2 separate regions of the Homo sapiens genome follow, and region 2 is linked to region 1. A link is an interaction called in ENCODE POLR2A ChIA-PET data of the cell type or tissue named here. Cell type or tissue: MCF 10A. All regions are shown on one strand. Region 1 overlaps TGM4 (transglutaminase 4). Region 2 overlaps ZDHHC3 (zDHHC palmitoyltransferase 3).

The links. Peaks named below come from ENCODE experiments on the same cell type or tissue, not always from the same donor. Only the 100,000 strongest peaks of a DNase experiment are listed, where the experiment ranks them.
Region 2: POLR2A ChIA-PET joins it to region 1 with 14 read pairs; 5 of 35 experiments call an interaction of 5 or more read pairs at or near these places.

The regions. Positions count from the first base shown.
Region 1 is chr3:44,884,308-44,886,807 of GRCh38, reverse strand. It overlaps TGM4 (transglutaminase 4), which reads right to left. Exons shown (of 14, transcript NM_003241.4): 2 at 1,310-1,483. Among named protein-coding and RNA genes, the nearest start is that of TGM4, 11 kb to the right of the region's middle. RefSeq lists enhancers at 917-1,211, 2,237-2,500. In MCF 10A, no CTCF peak of the experiment used is centred here; DNase peaks (open chromatin) are centred at 57 and 1,047.
Region 2 is chr3:44,965,784-44,968,283 of GRCh38, reverse strand. All of the region lies in intron 1 of ZDHHC3 (zDHHC palmitoyltransferase 3), which reads left to right. Among named protein-coding and RNA genes, the nearest start is that of ZDHHC3, 9.1 kb to the left of the region's middle. In MCF 10A, no CTCF peak of the experiment used is centred here; a DNase peak (open chromatin) is centred at 1,363.

The DNA.
Region 1 (2,500 bases):
TTACTGCTCTCTCTGCTAGTACAGTCAAGTCTAGGAGGCAGGAACTGCTTTACCTCTGGGTTCCCTGGCACAGAGTAGGTACTCAACAAATATTTGTTGAGTGAGTGATTCACACTATGTCATACATGGAGAGTGCTCAGTGCAACACCTGGCATGTGGCAAGTACTCAGGAAATTTTGGGTGAGGGAATGCACATGGACCCAGGGGTACTATAAAGTCACTGAAGTCAGCAACAGCACGGTCCCAGTCCATGCGTTGAGCAGGTAGCTCATGGCATGGCACACAGTAGGTGCTTATTTCATCTTGGATGAAGGGAATGGAGGCTGTTCTGACTGATCTCCACCAGCACGTTGGAGGAGACCCTAAGCCTGTTGTTCACTCAGAGAAGGAGCAAAAGGAGCGCTCTCCCAGGAAGTGCTATTGTATGCCATCTTGTAAAGTAGATCTACCTGATCTAATTTTTTTTTGAGACGGAGTTTCACTCTTGTCGCCAGGATGAAGTGCAATGACACTATCTTGCCTCCCTGCAACCTCCACCTCCCAGGTTCAAGCAATTCTACCTCAGCCTCCCGAATAGCTGGGATTACAGGCACCTGCCACTATGCCCAGCTAATTTTTGTATTTTTAGTAGAGACAGGGTTTCACCATGTTGGCCAGGTTGATCTCGAACTCCTGACCTCAGGTGATCTGCCTGCCTCGGCCTCCCAAAATGCTGGGATTACAGGCATGAGCTGCCATGCCCAGCTTACTTGATCTATTTTTAAAACTTAAAAACAACATTAAAGAAGTAAGACCCTCCTCCATTATCCCACCACCTGTCACAAAATCTAATACATTTTCTCTCTTCCCCTAGTTGTACTTATGCACATATATTTACCTAGCTATAACAAATGCATGAGCCATTTCCTATTATCTTTGCAACCAAAATATGATATTTTAATCATTATTATTGGCTTGCCTCCAGCCCACCCCGCTATGGCATCAGCATACCTCAGTCCTATGATTCATCTCTACAAAATGTTCCAGACCCCACCACGGCAGATGCCCGCTGAGTCACCTCCTCTCTCTGCTCTGGCCCCTCCCCTGCTTAGCCAAGGAATCAGAGCCTCACTATGTGCCAGGTCCTGACTGAGCTTCCCATTCTATTCTCTTCACACCCGCTATTATTCCCACATTACAGATGGAGAAACTGGGGATCAGGGAGGGTAAGGCACTCCTGGCTCAGACTGACCAGAAAGGGCCACTCCAGCATCCACAGACACTTGTGATCCCTCCCCAAAGCCCCATGAGTAGGGCCCCGAGGCTTCACCTGTGCTGAATTCCAGTTTCAGTTGGTGGTAGGATTGTAGGGGCTGGTTCAGCACCAGCCGCAGGTGAAACACCTGTCCTCGCCGGAACACAGGACTGCTCGTTTGGAACTCCCATGTGTGGTGAGAAACGGCGTTGTCCTGATTCAAGAAGTCAATGTGGAGAACTTGCAGCTCTGTCAGCAACGCAGCACATGTGGAAAGAGAGCACAGAGAATGTTTATTCCCTGATCACCTCTTTCTGGGTTCAAAATCTGAGAGTGCATTGAGGTGGAGCTGGGCTTTAGAGTCGGGCATCCCTGCTCCACCTCCAGCTGGTTATGAATCTGTCTGAGACTCAGTTTCTTCACCTGTAAGACTGGTGTGCACATACCTACCTTGTGGGATTACATGGGGATGAGCTGAGAGCAGTGGACTCAAGTGCTTAGTCATGTAACCCCGCAAAATAGGTAAGTGCACGCCCATCTTACAGGTGAGGAAACTGAGTTTCAAACAGGGTGAGTCTGTGAGTGGCTGTTAGGCAAGTTTCCCACCCCAACTCCCCCTCTCTGCAGACATGGCCTCAGGAACAAACCTGGTGCCAGGGTGTTCTCCGTCAATCAACACAAAAGCTGAAGGGAAAGAGGGGAGCGGGCAAACTGAGGAGGGAACAGATGAGCCCTGGGATTGCTCCCCTTCCTGTTCAGCCCAGACTCCCATCAGCTTCAAGTCAGACACCATCCTGAGGTGAGAGTTCACATCCTGAAGAGAAGGGTGGGGTGCAAAGTGGCTGGGGTGAAGCCTTTTTATCCAAATTGAGGAGGAAGCACCAAGGAGCTCCCATGATCTGAGGCCAAGACTACTTGCATTATAAATGGGATTTTTAAGGCCAGGTGCAGTGGTTCACGCCTCTAATCCCAGCACTTTGGGAGGCTGTGGGGGCGGCGCATCACCTGAGATCAGGAGCCGAGATCAAGCCACTGCACTCCAGAATGGGTGACAGAGTGAGACTCCATCCCCCCCAAAAAAAACAGGGGATTTTTTTCTTCAATGCTAAAGTGAAAAGTACATTCAGTAAAAGAAATAATCTCCACATGCATAATACACCCTTTTCTGTAGCACATGTATTTCTCACCATGTGTCTGTTATAATGACATTTCGTATTACCTCAGCTTGAGACCCAAACCCCTCCCCTTTATCTAAAATTCAAACCA
Region 2 (2,500 bases), 81 kb before region 1:
TCCATCCCCCTCACTTTAGAGAGGAAGATGCTAAAGCTAAGTTGAAGTAACTTCTCCTCAGGTCCCTCAAATGTGTGTAAGGGAGCAGGAAGTACAACTCCTATTTCCTGCTTGTGCATTTGTCTCATTCCAACTTTGGGTGGAAAAAAAAAATCCATGTGCTGTGCTAAAAAGTGCAGTCTGTGACGGCAAGCAGAGCCGTTTTGAATCCTGGCTCCACCACCACCTCACTCAATGCGACCTTGGGAATATTCCCCAACCCCTCTGAGCCTTACTTTTTCCATCTCTGCAATGGCGAATAAAAGCTGCCATGCTGGGTTGCTGTAAGAATTAAAACGAGCTGCTTTGCGTAGTCCTGAAGCATAATAGGCATTCAGTTAATGTTGATGCCCATCTCCATTGCTGTAGCCAGTACTGCATGTTTTGCCTAAAACATAAGTTTTCAACAAAATGTCAAAAGGACTTAAATTTTCACATTTGTAAAACAGGAAAATTTGACTAAAATCTACCACATGGTCTTTAATATTTCTCCCAGCTCTAAAATTCTGATTTTTTTTAACCAGTTACTCTTACAAGTGGCTTGTTTTAAACTTGTCTCAATTTTTCTGTTCATTGCAATGTATAAATGATACCCATGAAAAGGGAAAGTAGACCGTGTTACCCAAATGAGTGGTGTCTTCTACGGATTTCCAATGTTTGTAACATTTATTATGTCACACTGTACATGAGTGTGTCTTTTTTTTCCCCCAATTAAAAAAAATTTATAGAAACAAGGTCTCACTATGTTGGCCAGGCTGGTCTCTAACTCCTGGGCTCCAGTGATCCTCTTGCCTCAGCCTCCCAAAGGGTTGGGATTGCAGATGTGAACCACTACACCTGGTTCGGGTGCATATTTTTTTTTAGTAGATTAGTAAAGCCAGGAGCTGGTAAAATAGCCAATTGTAATAAAATAGTTATAGTAAGTAGAGGAACTGTTAGCCTCCATGAGCTATCCAAATCCCAGACTGTTTTCTGAAATGAAGGACATTGGTAGGAGTCTGAGTGTGTGCATGAATGGGTTTTGTAAGAAGGTGGTCAGTTATGAGGCAAGAAGGAAATTTCGGTTTACCGACCACTTCCTGGTTTCCTCAATGAACTGTAATATGTGTAAGGTTTGGCTTGGAGGTACAATATTTTACTTTTTTTTTTTCCATTTGTTTTTTGTTGAAGGCTGAGTATGACAGAGACAAAAGGCAGTCAGAGGGAGACAGCCCCTGCTATAGAGAGAGAAACAGTGTAGACTTGTTGGTAGCAAAGATCTTATAAAACAGGCCAGCTCACTCTGCCTGTCTGGACACTTTCCTTGGCTAGCAGGGTGTGCCGCAGAAGATAAGGCACCTTTCTTCTGTTAGGCTTCATACCACACCCTTACCTTTTTGAAAAAGTTTAGTGACTCATCCTATTTTTTAATGAAATATTTCAAACACAGTGATTCATGATTCCCTCTTTGTTTTTCTGAGACTCATCTAAAAAGTGGGCATAAAATTTACAATCCTTTTGGATCCTTACACAAATAAAGGTAATTGTAGTGCAGGTGAATTAATTTTCTACTTGACCAATTTTGTTTCTAAAGCTTCTAAGGCAAAGATCATCTATTTGATCTTTGAGGTTGCAGGGCTGGCTTGTGAATACTTTAAGACTATCACTCTAAAATGTGAGAAGTTCTAAAAGAAACAAACACCACATTTTTAAGACTGTACGATTTAAACCATAGAAGGTTAATGTTATATTGATTAGAGTGAATTTCAGCTGAGAGTTATAGACATATCAGAAAAGATGCTACCCTCTTTCAGTGGACATTTTAAGTGATTGTTTAAGGGTAGACTGAACTATTTAACTGTGGTAAGAATTAGTTTAGGTGGGAATTCAGTGTTTAGGACAAGTTCAAGAGGATACCAGACCAGCCCTCAACAGCAGTCTAGCATAATAATAGATTTATTAAAATGTCACATATTCACTCGAAACAAATTTTGGCTTAAGCCAAAAGCATCCTATTTTAGAGTTTCTACTATTTTGCTGATGTTCATGACATCTGCTAAGAGGCTGATGAAATTGAGTTTCGATTTTATAGTTCCTACTTGTAGGGAGCCAGAAAGTTTAATCCCTCAATTTTTGTTTTAAGTATATAGATTATCCTTATCTCTAAGCCAAGGGGAGATCATTGCACCTGATTTCAAGTTTGTTAAACCAGTCTGTATACAGCTATTTCATACAGGCTCCAATGGTTGAATTAATTGCCCTTTGTTGATGCTACTTTGTACCGTCTCAAGATGTGTGCTGTTCACGAGTGCATGAATGTTCATGTGGATGTGAGAATGTGGGTGGATGCGGTGTTTTAGAAAAGTAATCCTCACAAAGTACTTTGAGGTGCTTCCAAAGATTTGGTTTTAGATCTGGCTGAACTACTCCATGACTTTAGTGTGGGATCTTGTCTTATAAAAGCAGGTGAATAGGACTTGTT